Linked DNA regions of Homo sapiens: region 2 is linked to region 1. A link is an interaction called in ENCODE POLR2A ChIA-PET data of the cell type or tissue named here. Cell type or tissue: GM12878. All regions are shown on one strand. Each heading gives the region's core, and the rest is flanking DNA. Links, peaks and the distances in the headings are about the cores only.

Region 1 (11,051 bases), core at 3,803-8,802:
AATATCCAGGGGAGGAGAGGGGGGTGATATATTACTCCCCATATTCTCTTATGATCTCATGCCTCCCGCCCAGCCCAGAGATGAGACTTTCCTTACCCAATGAGGAAAGGACAGTCTCTTCAACAAATAGTGCTGGAAAAACTGGATATCCACATGTGGAAGAATAAAAATTGACCCTCATCACACAACACACACAAAAATCAACTCAAAGTGGATTAAAGACTTAGATGTATGACCTGAAAATGTAAAAGTATAGAAGAAAATAGAAGGGAAAACCCTATGACGTTGATCTGGGCAGTGATTTTGATTTTTTGGATATGACCCCAAAGGCGCGGGCAACAAAAGCAAAAAGAAAGAAATGGGATTATGTCAAACTCAAAAGCTTCTGCCCAAGCAAGGAAGTAATCAACAGAATGAAGAGGCAACCCATGGAATGGGAGAAAATATTTGGGAACCATATATCTTATCTGATAAGTGGACAAAATCCAAAATCTATAAGGAAATCAAATGACTCAATAACAATAAAACAAATGACCTGATTTACAAATGGGTAAAGGATTTGAGTAGATATTGCTCCAAAGAAGACATGGAAATGGCCGATTGCTAAGAAAGTAGATTTTAAGTGTTCTTTTTACAAAAAAATGATAAGTATTTGAGATAGGGCTTTGTTAAATAGCTGAATTTGGCCAGTCAACAATATATAAATATATCGAAACATGTTGTATACTATAAATATATACAATGTTTACTTGTCATTTAAGATAAACAAATTTTTAAAAATGAAACAAACAAAAAGATTTGACAATTCCAGAATGAATGACTGAGATAAAATGTAGTGATCTGATCATCTTGAAAGGTCATTACAATTGATGGAATTATTTTGGCTGTTGTGGAATATTTTCCACGTGGCCTTGTTTGGAAGCAGGGTTATAAATAAGGTCATCCTTTCCTGATTTTAGGGATGTGAAATCAAACTTAGAATTTTAAAATTTTGTTTTGAGTTGGGCTTCCACTGGTAGAAAAATAAATAAGAACTTAATTCCATTCTTTGGAATTGAAAAAATAGATTTTTAAACAAAATTTGTCTACCTGTGCTGTGGTGGAAAAGTATGGGTGTCTGTGACAGTGTTTCTTTTATCAAGTGAAAAAACTTCAACCCAGACTGGGCTAATTTTTCATTTCATAATATGGCCATATCGGGGAAGCAATCATTTCCAGATCTTCACTGGCATTTTAATTACTAACTTTTACATTTCACATGTTTAATGGAATCTGGAAAAGGAGACACAGATTTTAGTCTTCTTGGCTTGTTTGTGGGTATAGAACAATCTTAACTCAGATATCGTGGAAGTCAGTGGGCTGTGTAGACAGGATCTTCTGGGGAGCTGATTGTTCACGCACTGCACAACTCTCTTTCAATTATTGAAATCAACTTTTTTCCAATGCCTCAAAGCAAGGACGATTCTGAGGGCTTTGAAAGCAATTTTTCATTTTATTTCTTTGCAAACTGACACATCTTGATGTTTACTATATAACAGAAGAGCTGATTTAAAGCAGTATGCTGCTAAACCTAGCTCTCTCCCTACCTCTCCCTGCCTCTGCCACCCTGGATCCTGTGGCCCTCAGTACTGTTCTGTGCCATATGTTAGAATCCCAGAATGACATTCTAAATAGGAGACAGGCAACAGAATACTAAAAATTGAGTGAATTTATGATTCAACTGAGATTCTCTCTCCAGTATTCTTTTCCCCAGTAAAGTGATTGTACTGATTCCTTTGTAAATGTGGTCACTTGGAAAGTTCTAAGGATTGAGCAAATTGCTTTTAAAGAATCTCCATTTTCTACATATGTATGTCACCTACTCAAAATCTTATTTCCCGGTTTAAATTGTTTTCTAACAAATATGGTATACTTCCCTCAGCAATCCCTCAACTGTAAGAAAAATGCATTTTTTTCTTCTAGTGATAAATAGTAAGTTCATTGCATTTCTTAGAATAGAAACATTGATAATTGATAACCTCCACACATGTCCCCAGTCCTCATGTCTGTATTATTAGCTTCATATGGAAGGACTGTGTGTGTGTGTATGTGTGTGTATGTGTCCATAATAAAAGAGGAATCTATTGTGCTAATGAGAGTTTCCAATCAACAAGTTTTGCCTTGTGAATTACAGTTTTAAAGTACTTTCGATTATTAAATTTATTGCTATTTAAAATCCATCTTTAGGAACCTTGCTATTCATACTAGAACTTTAGTTACGGCCTCAAGTTTGAGCCCCTCCCAAAAGATCTCATCTCCTGGAGCCTGCTAAAGTGTATAAAATATGTTCAGAAAAATACATCTTGGCCAGCCATGGAGTGGAATGGAGAGCTGGTGGGATGTATGGCTGAGAGGAGAGGTCCAAGACAGTGCCTTTCCTGGTCACAAGGTCAAGGTCAATATGGCTCACATGGGTGATGCCATTTTCTTCTTGTTCTCATAACATCCAGAAGATGTGCTGGCTGATCAGCAGTTTTGCAGAACTGCTACTTTGCTTCTCAGGGAGTGCTCTAGAATATATTTACATAACTTGAGAAAAATATCTTCAGCATATACTGTATGGCCAGTACTGTGCCTGAGCCCTCTTAGTGTCTAGATGTGAACCGTAGTTAGAGTCTCATGGTTAAAAGTTGTTTTGTATTTCAGTCTCTTCTGCCACTTGGTTTTTCAAATGTTTTCCTTTTTGAGACAATCACAATTACCTGTATATGTAAATTTTATTGTTAAAGATGAGTACTGATCTTTGGACTTGATTTTGGGTCATAGGCTTGCAAAGCTTTACTTAAGACTTCAGTAAGTAAAGGCCCATGACTGATTTGTAGAATCACTGAAATAATAGTAAGACTCTACTTCTCAGAAGATGAAACAGAGTCTTAAAGAAGTTTATTATTAAATTAGACACTTTTTTTCTCTTTTTTTTTTTTTTTTTTTTTTTTTGAGATGGTGTCTCACCCTGTTGCCCAGGCTGGAATACAATGGCACGATCTTCACTCACTGCAATCTCCATCTCCCGGGTTCAAGCAAGTCTCCTGCCTCAGCCTCCCAAGTAGTTGGGTTTACAGGTATGTGCCACCCCCCTGGCTACTTTTCGTATTTTTAGTAGAGATGGGGGTTTTGCCATGTTGGTCAGGCTGGTCTCGAACTCCTGACCTCAGGTGCTCTGCCCACCTTGTCCTCCCAAAGTGCTGGGATTACAGGCATGAGCCATTATGTCCAGCCAACAGCTGTGTTTTTAACTTGAATTTTATTCTCTAATTTCTGATAAGAATTTTTATTTGGGGTGTGTTATGATATTTGAATATCTGATATTTTGTGGGAGATGGAGATTGCAGATGATTTACCAGATTTGCAGAGCAAGTAATAGAGGACAGTTTATTCCTTCTTAGTTTTCACTTGCTCTTCTTCCACATGCGTTAGCCACTGTTAGCTCCACTCCAGATGAGATAGAGCTTCTTTTCTGTCTGAGCATGAATTTGCTAGGAGCCATAAGATAAGTTTTTTTCTTAGGTCACACAGTTATTAAATAAATATTCACTGAGTTTAATTTATGAACAACGAAAGTAAAACCAGACATGATTCCTCCCCAAAAGATGAGCGCATGTGAAACAGTGGGGAACACAACATCTTTCAGGTTGCCAGTGTATGGTGGCACTACAGGATCGAGGTTATGTATTATAGACAATAAGTAAGGAAGACATATCTGAGCTGATTCTAAGATCAGAATCTGGTGATGTGTTAATTGAACACTTGGCAATTGCTTTCTTAGTTTACCCATTCAGATTACTTATCCTATTGAGGAAATGAAGACAGAAAAGATTGGTGGCTTTATTATATGTTACACTGATGCTTTGGGTTAGAGAGCATGGGTTGTATAAAATATTTTAAAATGTGGATGGATAATTTTAGACCAGTTAGGATGGCTACATTAGAGAATCCAAGGCAATGTCTGCCATTATCTTTACAACACACACTGATTTTTTTGTGTACCTTGTCATTATGTAAGCTGCCTACAGGGCTGTGGTAAGTCACGGACAGGGTTAAGGAGAAGGGTACATGTCGAGAAACTAAATCACATTTGGAGAGGAGATGTAACAAAGGTAGGGTTCAGAGGTTTACTGGTAACAATTCCAAATTTGGAATGAAAAAGTTACTCTTTGTTTAGCGTTCAAGTTGGGAGTTTGCCCTGCAAGAGACAGTCAACAACTGACTTCACTCGAATGTGCTTGGAAAGGGAAGAACTTAAACCAGCCATGAACAGGAGAAGAAAGCCAGGTTTTCTGGAAACATCGCCAAAACCCAACAATTTCTCAGAATGTTCAGAGGCGCCAGGGGGGTGTTTGCATTTCAATGGAAAAAGTTCTGAAAGCGCCTTTCCGGCTGTGACGACATAACCCACACGAGAACATGCCTCTCGCAAAGGATCTCCTTCATCCCTCTCCAGAACAGGAGAAGAGGAAACACAAGAAGAAACGCCTGGTGCAGAGCCCCAATTCCTACTTCATGGATGTGAAATGCCCAGGATGCTATATAATCACCACAGTCTTTAGCCACGCACAAACGGTAGTTTTGTGTGTTGGCTGCTCCACTGTCCTCTGCCAGCCTACAGGAGGAAAAGCGAGGCTTACAGAAGGTTATTCCTTCACGAGGAAGCAGCACTAAAAGCACTCTGAATCAAGATGAGTGGGAAACCATCTCAATAAACACATTTTGGATAAAAAAAAAAAATTCTGAAAGCTCTGGAAACTATTCTGTTTTACTTTCTCATTGAAAGGCAAAAAGCATGGCTGTAAATAAGAGACAGAAGCACTTGCTATGGCTTTGTTAAGAGTGAAGAAAAGGGACCTCTGGAAAATTTGAATTGTCCAATCCTTTGCCACAGAGCCAAGACAAAGTGGTCCAAGTCATAATGGCAAATAGAAAATAAAAGTACTTCCTCTCTGAGAGAAGAAATAGAAGTAGCAGTTTTTATGGGGGCCCTGGGGTGGGTGTGGGCATTCACTATCTTCAATTTCAGACCTCTTGAGTTTAAGGTGCCTTTGAGAGCTGGAGGTAGATAGCAGGACTGAAAAGCTGGGTATAGATTCAGGAGTTGTTGGCTGGTCCCTGCAGCTGGATTCATGGGCCTTGATGGCACTGCCCAGGGAGTAATTTATAATATTACTCTTAATAACGTATCTTTTGTGATTTACCTTGAATCTAGAGAGAAGTGCAGTTATATTTCTTCACACCATCAAGGAGACCTAATTGTCTCCAGTCACTGATAAGATAAATGATGGGAGAGGGTGGGGTGCTCAAAAGTCAGTCTTTTCTGGGGACACAGGTCAGTGTGTCTCTCCTGGGTCCCTCTGTGCCACAGCTACTCCTCTTAAATCTTGATTCAAGGGCTTCAGAAGCTAATGGCATAGTTATGAGAGGGGTGAAGACTGTGACTGCATTTCCAACAGACCCTGAGGACAACTGGGAAGAATGAGTACGGAGTCCTACTATCCAGTGCCATCTGCCCCATCTCACTCTCCATCCTTCCCTTTGCCCTTCCACCTTCAGTTGTTCATTCAACACGTGTTTTCTGAGCACGATCTGCGCTCCAGGCACTGGGCTGTGTGTTGGTGGTATAGCTAGCAAGACAGATTTGGTCCCTGATCTTATGGGGCATCCTTGGGGACAGGGTGGGGTAGGGAGATACAAATAAGAAAACCAAGAATTATAATTATACTTATGGGAGGTAATGAGATGGAGAAAAAACTTGGTGCATGAAAGTGCAAGAAAAAATTTGGCTCAGGAAAGTATGAAAGAGGAATCCTGGCTCGCAGGTGAGGGAGGGTATCTGGGAGAAACTGAACCAGGCAGAATCATTTCTGTTTCCTGTCTCCGTGACTTATTTCCTCTCTCTTGAATATTCTTCTCCATTTTGTTTGTCTAGTTAACAGACCAGGGCATGGAGCAAGCTGGTTTAATCACTGCATCAAACAGAAGAGTAGATACAGATAAGCTCATTTTACAGATTAAGAACCTGAGCTCAGAGAATTTAAATAATGTGCCAAGTTAACACAGCTATTGGTGGAGCTGGTGTCTCAAATCTCTGTCTTAGTCATGTCTGGCTTTTTTCAGCTGCGTCATATATCAAGCAATCTATTTCTGGTTTAATGTCCGTTAAATGAACTGATGTCAGGAAAGCACCAGGCATATGCCTGTTACAAGAGAGTATGGTGGTTAAGAACATGGACTTTTGAGTCAGATAGAACTGGTTATGTGTCCTCTTCTGTCGTTTTCTCTCTGGGTGACCTTGGTTATCTGATTTTGGTTTTCTGAGCTTCAGTTTCCTTATCTGGAAAATGAAGATAGTAACAGCATCTACCTTGTTGGATGATAGGAAATGCCTGTAGAGATTCCTTAATGTAAATATGTTCTCCATAAATATGAGATATTTTTATTGATTTAGGCACTGAATATTTTTGAGCAATTTCTATATGATAAGCAGTTTTTAGGTAAGTATTTCTTATTCTGCTTTTTTCATCTCTTTCTCCTCTTCCTTCTCTCTCACAACAACATGTAGCAAAGTTAAATGTTCAATGGCAATAAAAACGAGTGAGAAAAAAGAGAAGGATAAGACAATTGAGAGATAGAAATGGGAAAGAGAAAAGAGAAACTTAAGTGGAGGCAAAGGCAAAGAAAGAAAACAGAAGCAAAGAAATCACAATTATGGGTAACAGGAAGGAACAGTGAACACTTGAGGAGAGTGGGTAAAGAGAGAAACTACTGAATTACAGTCTCTCCAAGCTATGAGCTTTCCAATATTTCAACTGCTTCGACACAAAACAGCTGTTTCTGTTGTGAGGCTATTCAAGTTGATCCAACAAGCTAATTTCTATGGTCCTCTTGGATGCAAGGATTGAAACTGTGATTTTATTTGCCAGTTCTTTCAATTTTTGGATTTAATTCCTATTTTTTTCTGCTTGAAGCCAAACAAGCTTAAAATATGAGGACTGAGGACGTAACACAATGTGAATGTCAAGGAGAAGTTTCTATTGGAAATAGTGCTCTGGTTTGACAAGACCATCGGAAGCTGAAAACTGACATAACCTTAATGTATATAAGTAGATAAGGCTGTTCCCCAAGGGGTTCAATATGCTTTTATAGATTTATCATTCTATCTTCCTTCCAAGTTTTGCAGGAAAAATGAGACGATTCTTTTGTTTGCAAATTTACAGATAAATAAATCGAGATAGACTTGTGTAATAACTTGCCTGAGGTGACTCTGTAAAATGAATGGAGAAGTCAGGCATGTAGTCCAGTTCTCTAATTCTAACCCGGTAAACATTAGTTAGCAGGGTGTCTTGTTTTTTAAAGAAACTCAAAACCTTAAGGAGGAACTGCAACTTTATAAATGAAACACATTCAAAATGTTTGGCCCTCACTATTTTATTTCTTAGGTTTGTGTCTGTACATATTAAATGGGGATGGCAATAGCAAAAACCAATCAATTACATTTGGCAGGAAAGAAGTAGAATAAGTTGGTGTTTTCACTATTAGGATTTATAAATTTCATTGGATTTCAGATATCTAATAGATTTGGGATATGGCTGTTTAATATTTCCGTGTATTTAGTTGTCTGAAATTAGTATTGGTCAGCCAGCCTCCCCTCCCCTTGCATTTCAGGTTAATGCCAACAATAATGTGTGTGTCCAAGAGGGTTATAGGGGAGCAATGGAGGGGTGCACCCTGACTCTGACACCTTGTTCTGAAGTATACAGTTGCTAGACAGAGTTCTTCCTCTTGTTCTCTGGAATGTGGTGAAGAGGAAGGAACCAGCTGTCTTGGGTTGCAATTTCAAAATGTCAAGTTTTCTTTTTATGTGTATGTGTGTGTGTGTGCATGTGTGTGTGTATGTGTATGTGTGTGTGTATATGTGCGTGTGCGTGTGCATGTGTGTGTGTTATGGCCAGGGATTGGCAAGAAAAAGATTTTCACAGGTGAAGGCATGGCCTGCCCCTCCACACCTGTGGGCGTTTCTCGTCGAGTGGGACAAGAGACTGAGAAAAGAAAGACACAGAGACAAAGTATAGAGAAAGAAAAGTGGGCCCAGGGGACCAGCACTCAGCATATGGAGGACCCGCCCCGCTCAGCATATGGAGGACCCGTGCCGTGCCGGCACCGGTCTCTGAGTTCCCTCAGTATTTTTGGATCATTATCTCTACCATCTCGGAGAGGGGAATGTGGCAGGACAATAGGGTAATAGTGGGGAGAGGGTCAGCAGGAAAACATGTGAAAAATGTTTCTGTATCATAAACAAGTTAAAGAAAAAGGTGTTGTGCTTTGATGTGCACATACATAAACATCTCATTGTATTAAAGAGCAGTATTGCCACCAGCATATCTCACCTCCAGCCCTAAGGTGGTTTTCTCCTATCTCAGTAGATGGAATATACAATTGAGTTTTACACCCAGATATTCCATTGCCCAGGGACGAGCAGGAGACAGATGCCTTCCTCTTATCTCAACTGTAAAGAGGCCTTCCTCTTTTACTAATCCTCCTCAGCACAGACCTTTTATGGGTGTCGGGCTAACGGAAGGTCAGGTCTTTCCCTTCCCACGAGGCCATATTTCAGACTATCACATGGGGGGAAACCTTGGACAATACCTGGCTTTCCTAGGCAGAGTTCCCTGAGGCCTTCCTCAGTGTTTTGTGTCCCTGGGTACTTGAGATGAGGGAGAGGTGATGACTTTTAACAAGCAAGCAAAGCACATCCTGCATAGCCCTAAATCCATTAAACCTTGAGTCTACACAGCACATGTTTCTGTGAGCACAGGGTTGGGGGTAGGGTTACAGATTAACAGCATCTCAAGGCAGAAGAATTTTTCTTAGTATGGAACAAAATGGAGTCTCTTGTGTCTACTTCTTTCTACATAGACGCAGTAACAGTCTGATCTCTTTTTCTTTTCCCCACACACAGGCAAGGGGGATGAGTCCATAAGATGACACTGGAATAGGGGATTGGCTTGGGTGCACCAGGGGGCCAGAGACATGGGTCATCCCTGGAGACGGGAGTTGGGACGCTCCCCTGGGATGGAGACTGGAAGTGCAAGAGAGAAGAAAGTTGTTGTGAGGTCAGGAGCATGGTGGCTGGAGAGATCTTCAAAGTATGAAGAGCATCAGCTTCTGGGTCAGATCGCCCAGGTCTTCCACCTATTAGTTGGGTGATTTTAGGACAATGTCATCATTGGTGGCTCCCTAGAATCAGACCTTAAGTCAAGGAGTTGAGAGCAAGTTATTAACTTAGTGTTGATTCCAGGAAACACTGGCAGGAAAGTAGGGAACTGAGAAAGGAAAGGCACAGAATATAGGGTGGATTATCGAGCAAGTTAGCACAGTGGGAATAGGAGCTGAATTCTACTGAGGAGCCCTCAGAGCAAATGGAGAACGTATCTTCCCAGAGTTATTCCAACACAATCCTATGGAGGGAAGAGACAGACCCTCTCATATTGTTTTATATTGTTTTATACTCAGTACCTGTTTTAAGAAAAAGCAACAAGGAAGTAAAACCAAAGACAGGCAGCCCGGCGCCAGGCCCGAAACCGGGCCTGGGCCTGCCTGGCCTAAACCCAGTAGTTAAAAATCAACTCGTAACTTAGAAACCAATGTTATTCATAGATTCCAGACACTGTATAGAAGAACATTGTGAAACTCCCTGCCCTGTTGTGTTTCTCTCTGACAACCGGTGCATACAGCCCGTCACGTACCACCTGCTTGCTCAAATCAATCACGACCCTTTCATGTGAAATCTTTAGTGTTGTGAGCCCTTAAAAGGGACAGAAATTGTGCATTCGGGGAGCTTGGATTTTAAGGCAATAGCTTGCCGATGCTCCCAGCTGAATAAAGCCCTTCCTTCTACTACTCGGTGTCTGAGAGGTTTTGTCGGTGGCTCGTCCTGCTACATCTCCTGGTTCCCTGACCAGGAAGTGAGTTGACTGAGGGAGGGCCGAGGCAGCCCCTTAGGCTACTTAAGCCTGCCCTGTGGGGCATCCCTGCGGGGGACTCTGACCAGCCTGAGTGACGCCTTCCAAAGAGCGCTCCCGGGTGGGAAATTGTCCTGGTGGAACGCCTCACCAGAGCAACAGGTAGCAGGCCCCCGCGGAGGATTAACACAGTGGCTGAACACCGGGAAGGAACTGGCACTTGGAGTCCGGACATCTGAAACTTGGTAAGACTAGTCTTCTGAACTTGCCCCACTCCACCTGAGTGGAAGCGTGGCCTGATCACCCACGGTGTGCCTGTATTGGCACCTTTGTTCTGGTTTTGACTTGCCTTGACTTGGTAAGACTAGTCTTTTGAACTTGCCCCACTCCATCTGAGTGGAAGCATGGCCTGATCACCCATGGTGTGCCTGTACTGGCACTTTTGTTCTGGTTTTGACTTGAACTGAATTGCTGGATACTTTGGTTTTGGTTTTTGACCTGGCTTGGATTTCTGGATACTGTGATTTTGGTTTTGATTTTGGTTTGGCGTAAACAGCAAAAGTGTGTGTGTGTGCCCTTTTACCTGTTCTTTGTTTTGTGGTGTGTGTGTGTGGTGTGAGCGTGGTGTTTTGTCTCGAAAAAACATGGGTCAGGCGCAAAGTAAGCCCACCCCACTGGAAACTATGTTAAAAACATTTCAAGAAAGGATTTAATGGAGACTATGGAGTCACTATGACTCTAGAGAAACTTAGAGCTTTGTGTGAAATACACTGGCCAGCATTAGAGGTGGGTTAGCCATCAGAAGGAAGCCTGGACAGGTCCCTTGTTTCAAAGGTATGGCACAAGGTAACCTGTAAGCCAAGGCACCCAGACCTGTTTCCGTACATAGACAGTTACAGCTGGTTTTAGACCCCCTTCCCCCCTCCACAGTAGTTAAGAGAACAGCAGCATAAGCGGCTGGCAGAGGCAAGGAAAGACCAGCAGAGAGTAAAAGAGGCCACCTATACCAATTCTAAGTTAATTTAGACGAAACAAGGTCTTATTAATAGCAAAGAACAA
Region 2 (11,051 bases), core at 3,037-8,036, 110 kb before region 1:
TTTTTGTGAAAGTTTTACAGAGTAAAACAGACGTGTACAAAGGATTTCCTCTTTCAGAAGATACCTCCTACAATAATTTTAATAGGACCAAGAGTTACCAAATATTGAGGATGTGCTAGGACAGCAGAGTTGAGTAGTGGCAACAGACATTCTGGTCTGTAAAACCTAAAATATTTACTAATTGATCTTTTACAGAAAAAGTTTGCCAACTTCTGTTTTACTCTGTCTCAGCTTATTCTGTTTTCAGATAAATGCAAATCAAACGCCATTTTCTAAAATAATTCTTCCTAGCAAAAATGAGAGTATCTACTGAATCTCAAAATTCTCCATCCATTTGATAATTCTTCATATTAAAATTACATTTAATCCCACATGGCATCAGCAATTAAATCAATTTTGTCATAAGCATGGTTAGTTACTTGGTTCATCAATGTCTCTTCCTTTGATTGGATGCATTGACTCATTCATTCATTTTTGCAGAAAATAATTCTGGGTGGTATGCTTTAGCTCTTGTGTGTCAAGAAATGTTTTGCCTTCACTCTATTCACCTTGTTGTAACACTTCTCATTATTTGAAATCACTCTGTTCAGGCATTTGTGTATCTACCATTTCTCTCACAACAAAGTAAAATACATAAAGTATAAAAATCTTTTCCAATTTGACCATAATTGCATCCTCACAAAAAAAGAACATAATGGTGAATATCTGAGTGATCATATTGTGCAGTGAATATACTCAATCATTCTTCACCAGCACCCTGTGATACAGCTGGGTTCAGTGGCTTATACCTATAATCCCAGCAATTTGGGAGGCTGAGGCAGGAGGACTGCTTGAGCCCAGGAGTTAGAGACCAGCCTGGGCAACACAGTGAGACCCCAACTCTTAAAAAAAAAAAAAAAGTAAAGACAACAGCCAGGCATGGTAGTGTGAGCATGTAGTCCTGGCTCCTTGGAGGACTGAGTGGAGAGGATTGCTCAAGCCCAGGGGGTTGAGGCTGCAGTGAGCTATGATAGTTCCACTGCACTCCAGCCTGGGCCACAGAGGAAGACCCTGTCTCAAACAAAACAAAACAAAACCCATGATGTAGATATTATTATTTTCTTCAAAACAATTACCAAAAATTTGCAAGGCAAAAGAAATTAGCTAACTTGCTGAGGTTCACACACAGACTAAATGGCAGAGTTAACATTCCAGCAGTGTCAAGTATGAGTGACTGTTGCAGCCACATGCTCCTACTCAGCTGTCTTTCTAAAAGAGGGCCTTGGGGCAGGAGAGCAGTTAGCTGAGGGCCCCCAGCCACAGACGTCTAGAGGATCTGCCTCCGTCAATTTTCAAGCAGAGTCATGCACTTTGCAGGCAGTCCCCAGCCAATGACTGAGCACAGCAGTGGTAGCGGGGCTCTGCATTTCTACCCAGCAGACTTCTGGTGGGCAATCTCTACCAGAGCTTTGCAAAGGGCTGGCCAAGCCTTCCTCATAGCTGTGACACAGTCTCAGACCTTTCCTTCCCCTCTCCTTTCACAGGTGCTAGACCTGCAATTCCCATCTGAAGACTTCTTATGCCTGCTTCTGTTTTCTCTCTTTATTTTTCATAGTAATTCCCCCTAGTAAACATCTTTAACTCCTAGCTCCACTCTGGCATGTGCTTCCCTCTGGCATGTGCTTCCCAGGAGACCCAACAGAAAAGGTCCCACAACATCTGTGCAATGAATTAATGAAGTAAAAAATAAAACTGGGTTTAAGTTTCTATGTTCAAAGATCTTCCCTGAGGACATAATGACATAGCACCTATAATTAATGGCATGCAGTGGTACAGATCAGAAATATAAATCTCAGTCCCAGCCTTATTCCTGCTTAAGTCTTATGGGATTCTTTCTGGAAATCAAAAATTCTACCAGAGTATGTCTAGTACTCTTCCTTCTCTTCATACTGCAATAAAAGTGTCCTAAGATACTTTTTCTACATGTTAGACCTTCTAAACTTAAAACCATCTTAAAACTGATAGCAAAAGAATCTTCCAGCTGTTAGAAAAAGGAGGAAGTTAAGCATTTATCAGTGGTTGTCATTGTTGGCACACACACAAACTGTGGTTGAATTTTAAGTCTGGATCCTTAATTATGGCTTAATGTTTATACATTAAGGTTTCACTATGATGCAGCACTGAAATAAACAGTTGTGTAATAGAAGATTGCATATGCTACGACAGTCAGCATAATTAAAGGCAGAGAAATATCAAATCTCTCAGAATTTGAAGTTGAGGAGAGGCTGGAGGGATTCATTCATGTGTCATAGAGAACTATCATTCAAGCAGGTCACAACTGGTAAGCTGCCAGCTAACTTATAAGAAAAACAGTTAAACTTCCAATGATGCATGATTACATTTTTTTTAAAGCTGTTAAATGAACCCCAAGTAAAAAAATGCAAAACCTAACACAGGCATCCAAATTATATTATCACAACCTAAAGATGCTAAAGAAAAAGTCAAGATTACTTTTATGAAAAACTGTGCAATTACAATGCACGCAATATACCCTAAAATGATTTTAAATATATTTTCCATGCATATATAAAAAGAAAAAATAAAGGGGTAAAATGCTAGTAATATGGGAAAATCAGGTAAATCTGGGTAAAAAATATACAGAGGTTCTACCCATTATTCTTATTCTTTTAATAGTCATGTAAGTTTGAAATTATTTTCAAATAAAAAGTGTAAGCAGGCCAGGTGCAGTGGCTCATGCCTATAATCCCAGCAGTTTGGGAGGCCAAGGCGGGTGGATCACTTGAGGTCAGGAGTTTGAGACCAGCCTGACCAACATGGTGAAACCCCGTCTCTACTAAGAATACAAAAATTATCCGGGCGTGTTGGTGCATGCCTGTAATCCCAGCTACTAGGAAGGCTGAAGCAAGAGAATCGCTTGAGCCCTGAGGGTGGAGGTTGCCGTGAGCTGAGATCACGCCACTGCACTCTAGCCTAGGCGATAGAGTGAGACCCTGTTTCCAAAAAAAAAAAAAAAAGCGTAAGCAGCTTTGTACTAAAATGATACCATGCAGAATACAAATGGTTAAGTGATTCAGCATGAGAAGGCTGGGGGTGACAGAGGTGCTAAGGAAGTGGCATTTCACTGGGTGGGAAAAAAATATGTACACGTTTAGAGAAACCAGCTCTTAAGAATAATTAGATCTCTGGCTCCCTCGCTGAAAAGTTGTTTGGAAATAAGCATCTGACTGTTGATGGCATCCTTGAATCAAAGAATTGTTTAGGCTGCCTTTTTTTTTTCTCCATCTGCTCCTTAGCCAGATATTCCATCTCTTAGTTCCAACCTTCACATTTCTTAATTCTGCTTCAAAATTCTCATCTTAATAACGTTCTGCTTTGAATTGTGGAATAAATCCTCTGCTTAATTTTCCAGAAGACTAATTTTCTTAAGTCCTTGGTTGTTTCCATTTCTCCCTTCAGCCCACCTACTGACCCCACACCAGCACTTTTTTTTTTGAGACAGGGTCTCGCTCTGTCACCCACGCCGGCGTGAAGTGGTGCCATCTCGGCTCACTGAAACCTCCACCTCCTGGGTTCAAGCAATTCTCCTGCTTCAGCCTCCTGAATAGCTAGGATCATAGACATGGGCCACCATACTTGACAGTTTTGTTATGTTGGCCAGGCTGGTCTCGAACTCCTGGCCTCAAGTGATCCACCCGCCTTGGCCTCCCAAAGTGCTAGGATTACAGGTGTGAGCCACCATACCCGGCCCACACCAGAGCTTTTTAACATTATAATCCCACACTTAACTTGTAAGAACTCCTCCTTTGCTCAACCTTTCCCATTAGATGCTTTTTTTTTTCTTTAATCAGTTGCTCTGCTCTTGGATCTGAGACTATGAATTAGAATTTTCCTGTGTTAACTTTTCCCCAGTGGTTCCATGGGACTGGTTTGGTGGCCTCTCATTCTGTTGATTTCTTCTCAAATGTCTGATGATCCTTCTTGGTTGCTGGCTCATATTTACAAATGTGGGGCTAGAACGCTCACTATTAGTTGCTGCAGAGGATTTCTTTAGCACACATGAAAATAATGGGTAATGAACTGCCTTTACTTTTAGGTTCAGAAACCTCATATCCGTGGAGATGGAGACACAAAAGATACCTGGCACCTGCTACAACTTCTCCCTCCTGCTATACAGTCGCCCACTATATTCTGCCTTGGCAAATCTCCCAGATTATTTAAAACTAAGCTAAATGGCCTTGTTGCAGAAGCAAACTGGACCACTATCCCCTCAGAGCCAGACTGAGAGCAGAACTGGAGCAGCTGTTTCAGGTTATTAATTCCTGGCCAGGCGCTCTCATTAGTCACTTTTGTTGCCACCCCCTATGGTTTCAGTTCTTGGGAATCATCCAGGATGCTGTTAAGAAAATCCATTTTTCTAGTTATTCCCACTTCTGTCTCTATTGGGTTGTAAGTTCCTACTTCCTTTGCTGTGGAGTTTCGCCATCAATCTGATCCCATCTGCTTTATTTATTCCACAACGTCCTCAATGCTTCCGGGGTCTCTGGAGCAACTTTCTCATTTTGCAGCCCTGTTATGGATCTTTCCATATTTTTATGCTTCTTCTATTATTTTCAACAGAATTTTGAAAGGAAAGGAGAAAAAGTAAACAGACGCAGCTCACTGTATATCTACTTAAGGGGCCATAAAGGGGTCATTTCCTAAAAGTAGAGCCTCCAACCTCTTTTACATGTCCTCTCTGGATGCTAAGTGATTCATGGACGGCTTGGTTTCTAGCCCATCTTTTCCCCGTCGTCCAGGGAAAGCTACAACTCATAGAAAAAGCTTGACCATTATTACTTTTAATCACAAGGGTATCTGCGTAAAACAAGAAAACCTCATACATCAACCAAAATCTAAAGTCCCAGGTCCTCTGTAAAACAGTCAGATGTCCCTGACCACAACCCTTCTTAAAGTGCCATACTCATCCTGCTCCAACAACTCAAAGAAAGGGAGGCAGATGCAGGGGAACCTCCAAGGGGTGAGGATGTGGTTCAGTGCCCTGGCTGGCAACTCTAACCTATTTTGTATTTAGGGTCATTTTTCCAGTCTCTGCCCTCCCTCAATAATTACCGAGCATTTAATAGTAATCACAGAAGGCAAACTCCGGAATACAAAATACTAGAATTTGAATCTTAACACCAGGATTTGGCTTCATGACTTTGGACAAGTTCTTAACCTCTTAGTTACTTAATGCCTCATCTGTATATCATCCCAGGCCTTTCTAAGAGACAATACAAGGCTTGTGTAAATATATATGAGAATGTGTGGTGAAGCACTTAAAGCAGGCCCTATGACTGCTTTCTAAGATCCATGCAATTGGACATCACAGCTAGAGAATGATAAAGCTGATAGTGGACGTTTTCATTATCAGCATCTTCTGGTTGAATACCAACCAGGCTGGGCTATTGTGCTCTCTCCTGAAAAGGTCAACAGCATCTGCTCCACCACACCAGTCTCCCCCAACTGTTAACGCCTCTGGGGTTCATAAACATTCCTCTAACATGTTTTCACTAACATGGTAAAATAACTCAAACCTACAACTTCACAGATATTGTTTAGATAAGTATTTTTAAATGAGCAAAATTTAAATTGAGACAATATATTCTAAATCAGAGGTCCTCAACCTTTTTAGCTCCAGGAATTGGTTTCACAGAAGACAATTTTTCCATGGATGGGGGAAACAGGGATGATTTCAAAGGCATTAGATTCTCATAAAGAGCATGCAACCTAGCTCCTTCGCATGTGCAATTCACAATAGGGTTCATACTCCTGTGAGAATTCTTAACGCTCAGCTGATCTGACAGGTGGTGGAGCTCAGGCAGTAATGCTTGCTCACCCGCCACTCAACTCCTGCTGTACAGCCCCCATTCCTAACAGGCCATGGACTAGTACCGGTCCAAGGTCTGGGGGTTGGTGACCCTTGGTCTAAATAACAGTATAAGTGGTATCTAATGACAAAGCAGGATGACGGCACACTGCACTCATCTAAAGTTGGAAACACTACACCATTGTCACCAACAAGAGAGCCACAGAGCAGGACAAGAGTTTGAATACATAGCCTCTCCAAAAAGCTCTTTGGCCAAATGCATTCGGCAAGCACTACCTGCCAAATAAAACCATTCTAAATTGAAGATGCTTACTCAAATTTGTGTTGTTAAATATTTCTCCAATTTATCTAACCAAGAAACTCTCTGAAGTGATAACACTACAATGGCCCGCCAAACCCACTTTACAGAATGTTGAATTACAGCTGCCAGGCGCCTGGGAAGCAAAAGGCAAAAGTGTGGCGGGTGAAGCCAGAGCTTGGGGTGCCGGATGTTGGGGTGCCGGATGTCAGGGTACCCAGATCTGAATCCATGCTGCTACCTGACACTAGTATAAACGTAAGTGACAAGTGATCCCTGCTCTGACCTTCAGTGCCGGAATCCATAGACAGGGATAATGGTGCTGATCTGTTTAGAGCAGGGGTCAGCAAACTGTAGCCTGTAAACTGCTTTTATAAACAAGGTTTTATTGGAACCCAGCCACATTCACTCATCTGTGAATTGTTTCATGGCTGCTTTCACATGTATAGGGTTGTGTAGTTGCAACGGAAACTGTACACCTAAAATACTTACTAGCCAGGCCTAGACAGCAGGAGTTTGCCTACCCTTGGTGCAGAACATTGGTTCTCAACTCTGACTGCACATCAAAATAATTTATGAAGCTTTAAAAAAAAAAAAAAGTCAAAGCCTTGGCACCCCCTGAATCAACAGACAAAATCTTAGGCTGTGGAGATCTGACATCATTTAACTCCCCAGATGAGCTCAGTTGGTGCCTACAGCACCAGGCTTCAGGGGGCTGGGACCACCCCTGAGCCTCGTACAATTCACAGGCTAACAAGAGCTGTAAGGGGTTAACCCAACGCAAGCGTGAAGAGGGCCATGGGAGGCAGAGAAAAGCATGGCTACTTCGGGGATCTAGAGGCCAAAGAAAACGTGGGAACAATCCAGAAGTCTGCTTTTAAGGACATGGGGCTATCAGAGGGGACAGAAAGTAACAGTACAGAAATACAAAAGCAGACAGACCTGAGTCAACCTAAGAAGATTCAATAACAGCACAGAAAATTTAAAATTTGGGGAAAACATAATTTTACTTTAATTCAGTAAACAAAAGCCACTACTGGGAAGCAAATCATGAAGACTCCTACAGTATATGCAAGTAATACAAGTCCCCTGGGAGAAAAAAAGGAGAAGAGTGGCAATAATTAAAGAAATAAAAGGAAATGCCTCCATAGAAAGTAGAATAGAGGTTATAGGGACTGAGGGAGGGAGAAATTGGGGAGATATTATTTAACAGGCACAGAGTTTATGTTGGGAATTGTGTTAGTCCATTTTCATGCTGCTGATAAAGACATATTTGAGACTGGGTAATTTATAAAGGAAAAGAGATTTAATGGACTCACAGTTCCACATGGCTGGGGAGGCCTCATAATCATGGTGGAAGGTGAAAGGCACATCCTACATGGCAGCAGGCAAGAGAGAATGAGAGCCAAGCAACACGGGAAGCCCCTCATAAAACCGTCAGATCTCATGAGACTTATTCACTACCATGAGAACAGTTATGGAGGAAACAGCTGATGATTTAATTATCTCCCACCAGGTCCCTCCCATAACACGTGAAAATTATGGGAGCTATACTTAAAGATGAGATTTCGGTGGGAATATAGCCAAACCATATCAGGAATGATGAAAATATTTTGGGTATAGATCATGATGGTTACACCACAGGCAACTGTCTTTAATGGCACTAAATTGTACACTAATAGTTAAAATGATAAACATGTATGTTTCCCCACAACAAAAACATAATGTATAAATATAAATATGTACATGAGCAAAAAAAATAACGAAAAGGAAATATCTTTCATTTGAAGAGAGACTTGTAAGACTAACTACAAGCCAGGGAAACTGATGAAAAAGATGCATAGCTGGACACATTCTACTAAAATTTCCAAATTCCATAATAGAGAAATGATCCTTCAAGTTTCCAAACAGACATGAAAACTTGTGGGTATTTCCATCACTCGGTTTCAATATCTTTCCTACAGATTTGGTGAATGGGGGAGAGTTCAGTATATTCTGCCTTCCCAAACCATCTACAATAGTACTTCTAACTTCAATCTCTGCAAGGTTAACAATTATTCAAAATGAGACAGCAAGTCAAACATATCAACAGGTAGCATATACTATAAGGTCACAATACAATTTATCATCAAACACACTGGAGGATAAAAAGAGTTGCCATTAATAATTACACTGAGACAACAGATTCCAACCTGGGCTCGTGGTTACCCTTAACTCCTGAAACGGTTCAATAAATAAGATTCAAGTTTCCAGGCATTCTTATCAAAGATCTGACATTTTAAAAAATAAAGGAGGCCTGATTTTTTTTCTATTTTCAATTCTTTATTTAGCAGTGTCATAAATAAAAAGGAAATAACCTATTTTTCTGCCTTAGCATTAAACTGTAAGTTTACATGAAATTAAATAGCATTTCGTTAAGAAAAATTGAAGCGTTTTTAATGCCATAGTAGATATCTTTCAAAAATGCCTAAAAATGAAAAACTGTTTATTAAATAACACTTCACCTTATCTTATGAACACATTAGCTGCAAGAGAAAAGACAACCCATTTTTTAAGGTGTCTGTATATCAATAAAGAACACTGGACACTTAATATTTATGAATATAATAAAAGCCATTTTATTTGGCATTTTAATCTAATTGAAAGCTTTCTACTGGGACCATCCTGAGGTTCTTATAGGAGTCTGAGTCTCTGATTTTTTTTCAGCCAAAATTCTTGATGTCGGACCTATTACTCATTATTTCAGAATATATTTGAGCAACTATTGTGTCCTGGGAGTGAGAGCAGAAATACAAAAACAGACCTCAAAGACTAATATTACACAAGTGTACACTAAGTGTTAAGTGCTACAAGAGGGATATGTAACTGAATCCTAGGGAATACAGAATTTCAATGTTGCTGAAAAGTAAGATGATTGGGGAAACATTTCTGAACTTTGCTGTAAAAAGAAAAACAAACAATACTAGTGGAAATTTAAAGGGCAGACAAAGAAGGGGAAAATCATTTAAAGTGAGATAACCTTGCAAAGATCTGTATTTGTTTTCTATTGCTGTGTAACAAGTTACCACTAACTGAGCTGCATAAATCCACACCTGTTTATTAGCTCACAGCTCTGTAGGTCGGAAGTCCAGGCACAGGGAGTGAGCAGATCCTCTAGTCAGGTGTAAATGGCCCCAGAGAACCGAGATACCAATAGTGAGGGTGTTCCTGAGTTCATGAATGGATCAAGGGAGGGAGGGAGAAGGCAAACAAGTGGTCAGAAAAAGACAGGCAGGCAGACGTTCTGGGTGTCCAGCTGAAAACATCCAGGAAAAAAACTGGAAAACAATGTGTGCCACATTAAATAAGCTCTTTCTGCCTGCAGCCAGCCCTCTGAGAGCAATGAGCACAAGGTCCTCCTATCAATGGTAAACTTTGTTTAAATGTAAGGCTGTTAAAATTCACGAGAAGAGTAATAAAACTCCAGGGCAGAAGTCAAGAAACTTGCCAGGTGCCAGACGGCAAATACTTTGGGCTTTGCAGGCCAAGAGGCAAGATCCATAATATGATGTAGGTACTTATATAATGAGAGGATACAAATAATCACACAAGTTTTTATTGACAAAAATCAAAATATAACAATTGGGTATAATTTTTTCTAATACTTGGCAAAGATACTCTCGACCAAACCTTTAGTCAGGTTCCCTTGAGCCCTCTTCTCAAGGGGGCCTCTACTTTAGCCTTCAGTGTCTGTCCCTTCAGAGTTGTAGCAAGAATCCTCCGAAGTCAGTTTAGAGAGAATGCTCCCACCCACGATATCTGGTCAAACCCCTCTCTTCCAACATCCACCAAGTGATATCTGATCATCCCGTACTGCCTTCAACAAGAATCCTCAGGGTCCTTTAAGCGAGAATCTCGCTACCCTTGATGTCTTCCTCTTAGTAATTTCCCATCCACTGACTCTCCAACCTCTTCAGCTATAAACCTCCACTTGTTCTTGTTGTATCTGGAGTTGAGCCCAATCTTTGTCCCATACTGTGACGGTCTTGAAACCCATCACAACAGTCTTAAACAAAGTCTTCCTTACCATTTTAACAAGTATGAGAATAATTTTTTCTTTAACACACTGGTCAACTATGAGAAGAACGGATTTCTTTCTGTTGGGGGAATAACATTTGACTTAATCAGAGTTCCCAATCGTCAGATCAATTGCAAATGTATAAAGCTACTCTTAGCTACATAAAAGCAGGCACGGTTGGGATTTTTGGTCCTTGCTCTTTAGAATGCACAAGGGAGAGAAAATAATATTGCTAAGAAATCCTAATACACATATTCCTTCCAATACACTGCCCATGTTACAGCACCACAGTAGCACTGGAAAAATTGCATTTGGTGTCTCAGGAGGGAATGCAGGAATGCGGAGGCGAAAAAGCACATCAAGGGAGAAAGTCCATCCCAACCAGCGCTTCGTCTCCTCCTATTTCCTTAGGACTAGTTCCATTAAAAAAAGAGAATACTGGAAATAGACAGATCTTAAACAACAGAAACCTACTGCCTAGATAAATCCAGGCCTGGTTGGAACTTTTAATAGTTTGCACAATGGTTTTTAAACTTGACTGTAACTCACCGTTTTCCTTCAATAACCCAATATACATAGATATTGGATATTTTTCATTCATGTATTTAATTACAAAGATTTACTGAGTGCCTACTTGAATGCTTGATAGCATTCAGGGTGATGGGGAAAACAGAACAAAATAAAGAGTCCTGCCCTTATAGAGTTTATGTACTAGTGGGTGGAAGAAAAAATAAATAAGCAAAACACAGAATATGTTAGCTGTTGAAAATTTCTATGGAGAAAAATAACATAAGAAACAGAGACATAACATAAGAAACAGTGGAGGTGTA

What was found. Peaks named below come from ENCODE experiments on the same cell type or tissue, not always from the same donor. Only the 100,000 strongest peaks of a DNase experiment are listed, where the experiment ranks them.
Region 2: POLR2A ChIA-PET joins it to region 1 with 17 read pairs; 3 of 35 experiments call an interaction of 5 or more read pairs at or near these places.

The regions. Positions count from the first base shown.
Region 1 is chr4:22,589,753-22,600,803 of GRCh38, forward strand. It overlaps the pseudogene RPS27P13. Among named protein-coding and RNA genes, the nearest start is that of ADGRA3, 79 kb to the left of the region's middle. In GM12878, for the core only: no CTCF peak of the experiment used is centred there; DNase peaks (open chromatin) are centred at 5,989 and 6,229.
Region 2 is chr4:22,481,608-22,492,658 of GRCh38, forward strand. All of the region lies in intron 1 of ADGRA3 (adhesion G protein-coupled receptor A3), which reads right to left. Among named protein-coding and RNA genes, the nearest start is that of MIR12115, 28 kb to the right of the region's middle. In GM12878, for the core only: no CTCF peak of the experiment used is centred there; no DNase peak of the experiment used is centred there.